Regions from separate parts of the Mus musculus genome. Here region 2 is linked to region 1. The links are chromatin contacts, found by Hi-C in ENCODE. All regions are on one chromosome and are shown on one strand. Each heading gives the region's core, a stretch centred on a gene start or an enhancer-like site at or near the end of the contact. The rest is flanking DNA. Distances are from core to core; before and after follow the strand shown. Region 1 holds the start of Tmem92 (transmembrane protein 92). Region 2 holds the start of Col1a1 (collagen, type I, alpha 1).

Region 1 (4,545 bases), core at 1,419-3,918:
CCTGGCCTGCTGACACCTATTGAGGACTATTGGCTTTTGGCTACAGTGGACAAAGCCTTGATTTTTCTTCATTCAGAAAGGAATGGTACCACCATCACACCCCCAAAAGTTGTAAAATGAAGTGTATCAACATCCTGCCACACACACACAGACAAAGTTGGAAAACAGAGGTGACACTAATATCCCAGTACTGTGGGGGAATGCTGTGTCAAAGTTTTCCTTCCCCTGCTCAGGGTCTTTTCCTCCCCTCTTGGACAAAGCACAAATGGATGGCACCATTTATCTGACACACACCCCATTGTCCTTCTTGTGCCTTGGCCTGCCTTTCCCACAATCACAGCCTCCCTCCCCTTGCTGTCTATCTGGTGTCTGGAAAAGTTCAGCCCCCTCCAGTGGCGAGCTCATCTCTCAACGTTTATTCGTTTATTTTGATTTTTTTTTTTTTGAGACAGGGTTTCTCTGAGGAGCCTTGGTCATCCTGGAACTCACTCTGTAGACCAGGCTGGCCTTGAACTCAATGATCTGCCTGCTTCTGCCTTCCAAGATCTTGGATTAAAGCTATGTGTCACCACTGCTTGGCTTAAATTTAAATTTTTTATTTTAAATGGTATTTGGTATCAGATGGTGGAGGCACACACTTTTAATCCCAGTACTCTGGATGCAGAAGGAGGTGAATCTCTTGAGTTGAAGGCCAGCCTGGTTGGTCTACAGAGTGAGTTCCAGAACAGCCAGCGCTACACAGAGAAACCCTGTCTTGAAAAATTAACAAAAGATATTTTATTGCATTTATTCATTCATTCTCTCTCTATATATATGTATATATACATATATGTGTGTGTGTTTGTGTGTGTGTGTGTGTGTTTGCAGGCAAGTGCATGGAGTTGACTTTCTCCTTCCACTATGTGAAAGAATCCATGGGGTCCAGAAGGATCTACACAATCCAGAGATCAATTTCTGGATGTGGGAGCACAGGCCTTTAATCACTGTATTCAGGAGGCAGAGGCAGGGGGATCTCTGTGAGTTTGAGGATAGCCTGGTCTATGTAGTGAGTTCTAGGACATCCAGGGCTATGTAGAAAGACTTTGTCACAAAAACAAAACCAACAAAGAAAACGAAACATTAGTCAGATTTTCAGGCTTGGTGGATAGCACATTTACCTACAGAATAGCCTGGCTACCTTACTGGTTTGTTTTTGTTTAAGGTTTATTTATTTCATATTTATGTGTATGAATATTTATTACGTAGATGTATGTGTATCATATGCATGTCTGGTGCCATCAGAATTCAGAAGAGGGTATCATCTAGTGTTGTGCCAGGAAAATGTTAATGATCTCCAAAAACACACACAGGAGCCAATTTGATGCAACTCACAGCAGGGTCTTTATTCTATTCCAGCTAGCCTGGGACCCCCTCCCCCAACACACCACTGTCACAAAGGAAGGTTTTGGTGGTGGTGGGGAGCCCAAATGACTATAGGGCAAGGCTTTATAGTAAGCAGCCAGCAGGGGTAAGTGTGCAAGCACCTAACTGGCAAGCTGTGGCTTTTAACATAAATGGCTGGTGCTGGGAGTCAGATCATAAACTTCTGCTCCCCTCTGCATTGGTGGTCGTTAGGCAAGGGGTGGGCTTGTAACCTGGGGGTGCAGATTTCTTGGGGGAATGACCTGGAGACACTGGTCTTGTTGGGGGTGTATCTAGAAACTCTGCTCTTGGTGGGGATTAGTCTAGAGACTGGAGCTAGGCTCAGGTTTTTGGGGGGGCAACTTGGAAACTAATGTTAGATACCAGCCTGTTAGTCTACTTATGTTTAACCTTAGGTCCGGTTCTCTAAAATGGAGTCTGAATTTAAACGCTTTGCCATCCCACTAGAACTAGAGTTTCAGATACTTATGAGCCATCCTGTATATAGATGCTGGACACTGGATTCAGGTCCAAGGACAACTGCTCTATACCTCTGAGTCAACTTCCCAGACTCTTCAGCCTCCCCACCCCCACAGGGTTTCTCTGTGTAGTCTGGACTGTCCTGGAACTCTTGGTCAATAGACCAGGCTAGCCTCAGGGATGCATCTGTCTCTGTCTCCTGAATGCTGGAATTTAAAGGCTTGTACTGAATCTGGTAAGATGGCACAGTGGGTAAGAGCACTGACTGCTCTTCCGAAAGTCCTGACTTCAAATCCCAGCAACCACATGGTGGCTCACAACTACCTGTAATGAGGCCCTCTTCTATATTATAAATAAGTAAAGCTACAGTGTCTTTATTTATAATAATAAATAAATCTTCAGGCCTGCGTGAGCAGGGGAACTGAGCTAACAGGGCTGACCGGTGCAAGTTGAGGTCCTAAATTCAATTGCCAATATGAAGGCTCATAACCACCTGTATAGCTAAAGTGTACTCCTATACCTGAAGTAAATAAATAAATAAATAAATAAATAAATCATTTAAAAATTTTTTTCAAAAAAGACTTGTGATACCACCACAAGTGTTTTTGTTTTGTTTTGTTTTGTTTTTAAATTTAATCCAGGCTCTGGCCTGGATTAGATCTCACTAATTAGATCACACTAGCTTTGAACTCACAGAGATTTGCTTCCTCCCAGATGGGATTAAAGGCTGTGTCACCACACCCTGCTCTATCCTCTATTTAAGCACAGCCCAGCAGAGGGACTTCCACAGTGCTCTCCTCCATCCAACAAAGAAGGCTGCAAATCAACCTCTTCTAACCTCCCACCTCCCAGTTCCTCAAACTCAAGCAAGGCCAGCTCCTCTCCACTTCTCTTCCCTGAGCTCCTGTTCAGCTTGCAGCCCTGGTCCAGCCAACTCCAGTGTGTTAACTCTGGGCCTATCCTGAGGCTGGCCCCATAGGTGGAGAGAAGTGGAAAAGGTCCTGCCCTGTCACTCTGTCCTTACACTCTGAAGATCAGTGGACCCCTTGACAGGATGCTGGACACCTGGGTCTGGGGCACACTCACCTTGACCTTTGGCCTGCTTTCCAGTCTCCAAGGAGTAAGCTTCAATGAGGTAAGTGAGACTTCTATGACTTTTGGAGGACCCAAAGGGGCAGAGGCCTGCCTAGGAACCCAGTCCTCACCTTAACTTAAGCACCAGTTATTGGAAACTTCCTGTCAGTTGTGTTTGGGGAAAGGGTAGGTAGGGACCTCAAAGGGAGTCTCTAGGGAAACAAGGTCCCCTATCTTGGCAGTGCTGTGTTGCTACCTGGGAGCTGGCCCCCACCACAGCCCTGAATAGGATCAGTGACCCCCGTTTTAGTCTTGGCATGTCTTATTAAGCCCTGAGTCAGGCTGAGGAACCTGAGGTCTTGCTTGTCTGGGTTAGGGGTCTCTCCTTCCCTGTTCCTCCAAGGTTGGTGACCTTGGGTGTAGTTTATTGTCCCTCTCCTGGACTTATCTGTGTAACCGGAGAAGTGGAAGTTCTCACTTCTATGATTAGTTAAAAATTTGATCAGAGACTAGACCTGGCTGCCTGGCTGGGTGGTCTCATGCCTTGGTCCCGGGGTGAGGGGGGCTGGATTTGACCTCTCCTTCATATTCAAACTCTAATTGTCTTAGGTTGGCAGGTTTTCCTTAGAGGTGGTCAGGACCAGTCTTTGTTTAATACAATCTTTTTGTTAGTTTTGATTTTCAACACAAGGTTTCTGTAGCCCTGGCTATCCTAGAGCTCTGTAGTCCAGGCTGGCCTCAATTCAGATTAAATTTACAATCTTGGTTAAGAATCTGCCATGGCGGGCAGGCGTAAGTGAAATCCCAAGTCTGCTCCCCAGAACAGTGTCCCCTGGCTGTTGGGAACCTGTCGTTCTCCATCCAAGGCCATGCATGAGGGAACCCAGGATCAAGACACTTCCAGTCTGGGACCTCTGCATCTTTTGTTGACCCCTCTCTGCAGCCCCAAGTATAGACACTGTCAGTCCTCCCAATCAGATCTAATCAATCCATGTTTATTAAACCTCAGGCCCCCAACCATCCTGATCAGACCACCTGGTTAAGATGGGACAGGGAAGAATCCTGGTCCAGTTTATCAGACTTGTCTCTGTCAGCCTTTTTTTTTTTTTTTTTTTTTTTTGACACAGGTTTTCACTATGTAGATTATACTGACCATGAGTTCAACAGACATCTGCTTTGGTATCTCAGCACTGCTTAGTCTGCTCTAACTGCTGCTTAAATGTACTTAGGATAGGTTTAAAAGCTCAAACCTTTAATTCCAGCAGTATAGAGGTAGAAGCAGATGGATCTGAGTTCTAGACCAATCTGGAATACAGAGCCAGTTCCAGGACAGCCAGGGATACAGAGAGAAATACCTCCTTGAAAAACAAATATGACCCAAGACAAGAGTTTGATATTTGGAAGAGTGGGGGAGAGACAAGAGACAGAGACAGAGTCAGAGATAGAGAAAGTGAGTTTCTGGCCCCCTTGTGTCTTTAGCTCACAGCACCGATCCTCACCAAAGAACAGAGCTACTGTGAGCATGGAGAGAGAATGATCACAGCGGTGACTGTCACCTGTCCTTTTGTCTTTTCTTTAGCAAAGAAATGT
Region 2 (4,394 bases), core at 1,329-3,828, 150 kb before region 1:
AGAAAGTGGCAAAGCGGTTGTGTTGAAGAGTGTATAGAAGTTCTATTCTATTCTATTTTCTGTAAGTTTATAATTATTTTAAAATAGAAAACTATGTCTGACAAAACCAAAGCAAAGAAAAACAAACAAACAGACAGACAAACAAACAAACAAAACGGGAAGTCACACCCCTCTGGGGTCTCCAAGATCTACTTACTCCTCCAAGGCCAGGGGGTCCGGGGGGCCCAGGGGGACCAGGAGGACCAGGAAGTCCAGGCTGTCCAGGGATGCCATCTCGTCCAGGGGGGCCAACGGGTCCCTGCACCAAGAGACGGAGGGGGCTGCTATGAGCACAAATCAGAGCCACGCCCCCTCCAGTTTCCCAGCTCATTTAGAATACGATGCTTACCCTTGGGCCTTGGGGGCCAGGGTCTCCCTTGGGTCCCTGTGGGGTTGAGGATGAAGAAACAAAAGGCCGTTAAGAGAAGCAAAGAAAACTGCAGTTTATTGGAGGACAGTGGGGGTCGTGGACGGGTGGGAGGAAAGTAGGGAGCAGATTATTACCTCGACTCCTACATCTTCTGAGTTTGGTGATACTGGGGAGAAAAACGTTCAGTTAGAAGTAAATTTACTAAGGTACCTGGGGGTGTTATAGGCTTTCAAGACATAGGCGAGGGAGGGACTCCAACCTCCCTTAACCCTAGGACCAGAACCGTACCGTATTCTTCCGGGCAGAAAGCACAGCACTCGCCCTCCCGTCTTTGGGGGTTGGGACAGTCCAGTTCTTCATTGCATTGCACGTCATCGCACACAGCCGTGCCATTGTGGCAGATACAGATCAAGCATACCTCGGGTTTCCACGTCTCACCATTGGGGACCCTTAGGCCATTGTGTATGCAGCTGACTTCAGGGACTGAGCAAATGGGAAGAGACACAGGATGTGTGCGGGTCAGAGACCTTACCCCGGAGCACCAGGGATCCCAGCCTTACTCACTCTTTGCCCTGTCTAAGAGGCGCACGGAGACTTCCCACTTCCTGAATCTTTCCCCCCACTCCCTATATTCTTCCCTCAAATCCTTAAATGCAGGTCTGCTCCATATCGGCGACGTTCAGTGACAGCACCAGGGCGCCTGGCCAGGACTATAACGTCCCAGTTCTCAGGAATTTAAACAAAGCTCTAGACTGGGGTTTCTTCCAAACAACTTCAGCCCACGCGCGCGGGAACCAAATGAAATAAAAAAGCCTGCTGAAGGAGAGTAGGAGGGCTCCTACGCAGTAGGTGGGGGCTCGTGGGACGTGGTTTGCGCGGAGACAGGAGGCGGGGGTGGGAGGAGAGAAGGGGAAATTCAGCCCTGGTCCCACCTCCTTTCCCGGGGCAGGTGGGGCGGAATGGGCGGGGCTACAATGTGGAGGGGCTGATTTCAGTGGAGCCCTGTCCAGTGTAGTAAAATGTATCCCTAAAGTTAGATACATCCCAATTTCCAGCTCCCAGGAATCTTGAAAACTTGCTAACTAGACAAGCCGGGTCCTTCAAAGCCAGTAGTGCTTTGGAATCTCCTTAGCCAAAGAAGTCAAGTCTACAAATAGTAATGATGAGTTAACCACGCCCACCGCTCCAGGACCTGATCAAGGCAACCACTAGGTGGCGGGCAAAACTAAGCAATGCAGGGGCGGACCGACTTTTACTCGGCCTGGGTCACTTCTTTCAAAGACCAGAGCTACCCCATCCATCCCTGCTTTTATTTTCCTAGTCTGGAGATGAGGGTCCGCAATAACCCAGGTTTTCCTTCTCAGCCTGTGCGCTGTAAAGTGCTGTACCAGGACTCGTAGTGCTCTCGGCTGGCCAGCAGGAGGCACAGGGACCGCGCCCAGTCAAGTCCTAGCCAAACTTTCTCATCCAGCAACCCGCCCTCTCCGTGCGTCCCCTCCCCCCCCCCCGAGAGCCCAGCACCCCGGAGGCCCCAGCAACACTGTCTAGCCTGCAGAGAGGGCAAACAATCTTTCCTTATGAATCATCCCGCAGCCTTTTTGATAGCTTTTACATCTTGAGCTCCGAATCTCTATTCCAGAGGCCTTATTTCATTTTCGACGTACTCTGCCCCAACCCGTGTCCAGATTCCCACTTTTCCTGTTGTGCTACAGATGGGTGCTTGAAATTTCTTCCTGGGCCATCTCATGCAAGGCTCCACTTCTGAGAACTGCTCCCCCTCATCTGCTCAACAGGGTGACCTCTCTCATCCCGTTTCCTCTCCATCACCGTCCCATCCCTGCCTCTGGAGCAGCCCTGCACCTCCATTTAAGTCTTATCTGCTAGGACCCCTCTATACAGAACGCAATACCAAGAAGCTGTAGTAAACTCCCCAGAGTTTGGAACTTACTGTCTTCTTGGCCATGCGTCAGGAGGGCAGTGGCCCCTAAGAGGAGCAGGAGCCGGAGGTCCACAAAGCTGAACATGTCTAGACCCTAGACATGTAGACTCTTTGCGGCTGGGGTGGGGGGTTAGCTTCGGCTCATGCGTGGCCTCACTCCGCGTGCCTCCTGCTCCGTCCCGAGGAGAAACTCCCGTCTGCTCCGACGACTGGCCTGGGCCCCTTTTATACCATCTTGATGGAGAGCTGGGAGGAACCCTGCCTCTCGGAGAGGGGGAGCCAGCAGCCCGGCCCCCAGCCAATCAGAACTGCCTGGCCCGGCCCCCAATTTGGAACGAAGAGGGGGGAGGAGGGAAAGGAAGGGAAAGGAGTCCACCCAGCGCCCCCCCTCCCGCAACTCTGCCGCCCTTGCCCCCCAGATCTACATGGGCCAGAGGTGCTGTCACTGGAGTGTGGCTGGGCCCTCAGTATACTGAGTGTGGGTAGAGAATACCCCTTGTACTTTCTTTCTGGGACTTCAAATCAGAAGGATGTAGAACTGAGAATCTGAGTTGGGAAACACTACAAAGGGATCAGTGTCAGGAATAATTGGGAAAAGGTCCTCCTGGCCATGCCTAGTAATCTTTCAGGCATCCTGGGGAAGAACTAAGGAATAAGTTAGATTAATCTGATTAGAACCTATCAGCTAAGCAGATGTGCCTGTTGGAGGGAGGGGATCACCTCATGGTGTGGACCCAGGAATGGAGGGTAGGAATATTTGTGAACAGTTATACATCTCTTCACAGATACTAAGAGTCAGATATGTGGTGGTTTGAAAGGAAGGGGGTGCCTATCTGTTCTGCCATGCCAGACACACCTTTCTAATAAATAACAGCTCTGAGGCTGAGGCTTGGGGAGACCTTTGACATCCTTGTCCTTCCAGAAGAATGCTTATGCATTAAGTGATGAGCAGCAGTGTGGGCAGGGGGCTTTCTGGGTCCTCAAAGCTGGGGCCTGGGGCATGTTGTATAAATTCTTCTCTGACCTCCTCCATCCCAGCACTGGGATGTGAGTTTGTTGCAGGAAGCCTGTGACCAGGGATGTTTTAGAAAAAGGTCTTGTGTCAGCTGTGGCCACAGCCAGAGATTTGTTAGAGGCCCTCTTATGTAGCAATATCAATGCAGAATGAACAGGTAGAAGGTACTTGGCCATAGAGGGGTGTTCTCAAAGCTACAGAGAGCCCTCTTTTCTAATTGTACTTGGATGTGGTCTGGGGACACCTAGGTGAACTCAGTGTGTGGCAGAAACTTGTGTTTGGTAGCTGAGGGACTTTATTTAATGGTTTCTTCCCATGTCCTCACTTCTTTGCTGAAAATCTTGGCCATTGCTCCCCACCTCTGCCGTCAGGAAAGGGTCATCTGTAGTCCCCCAAGAACAGCAGCTTATATTTAAAGTTGTCGCTAAAAGACAGTGTCCGTTCTTCCCCGGTGCTCCCTGCACCCTGCAAAGGTGCTCTGTCCAATCTGCTTAGGAACTTCATCTTGTCAAACTGTGTGGGTGGTGTGGGAAGGCACTGGGGTCTCCTTGCAGGGCCCATAGACATCCTGTATCACTTCCCCCACCGGCTTCTTTAGAGCTGTAAACGTGGAAGCAGGGAGTCCCGCCTCCTCCAAACCATCCAAGATTCCATTGCTCCCCCCCCCCCCTTCACGCCCTCCCTGAGCTAGTTTTGTGCAACGAAGGCAAAGGGAAAAAAAAAAAAGACCAAGGGAACAGAAGGGGAGGGAGCCACGTCGCTGGCCGTGGGCAGCTAGGCCGAGCAGTGCGGGTGGGGTGGCGGAGGGAGACTGCAGGGGCTATAATTAAAGGGAAAATATAGAGTTTCCAGAGAAGCAGAGCTGGAGACAGCAATGGAAGGACAGGACTTCATCAATTATCCCAACCATGTGGCAGTAACTTGTGGCCCAGGATCTGCCCCCGCCTAATGCCAGTGCCTGTAGGGCAAGGCTGGGGCTGAGATGCTGAGATGGTAGTTCCGGAACTCACCAAAGTCCTGCCTTCCACTGT

What was found. A loop is a pair of places that touch in the nucleus more often than their neighbours do.
Region 2: a map of heart shows a loop between it and region 1 (22-fold over the local background). The contact joins the promoter of Col1a1 here to the promoter of Tmem92 in region 1. A Hi-C loop is called at or near these places in 9 of 37 maps with a recorded cell type or tissue (heart and left cerebral cortex).

The regions. Positions count from the first base shown.
Region 1 is chr11:94,780,826-94,785,370 of GRCm38, reverse strand. It overlaps Tmem92 (transmembrane protein 92), which reads left to right and starts at 2,668. Exons shown (of 5, transcript NM_001163172.1): 1 at 2,668-3,016. The coding sequence starts at 2,936.
Region 2 is chr11:94,934,408-94,938,801 of GRCm38, reverse strand. Col1a1 (collagen, type I, alpha 1) reads right to left here and starts at 2,578. Exons shown (of 51, transcript NM_007742.4): 1 at 2,358-2,578; 2 at 698-892; 3 at 544-575; 4 at 389-424; 5 at 197-298. The coding sequence starts at 2,433. It overlaps Gm46293 (a long non-coding RNA gene), which reads left to right and starts at 4,186. Exons shown (of 3, transcript XR_001780299.1): 1 at 4,186-4,394.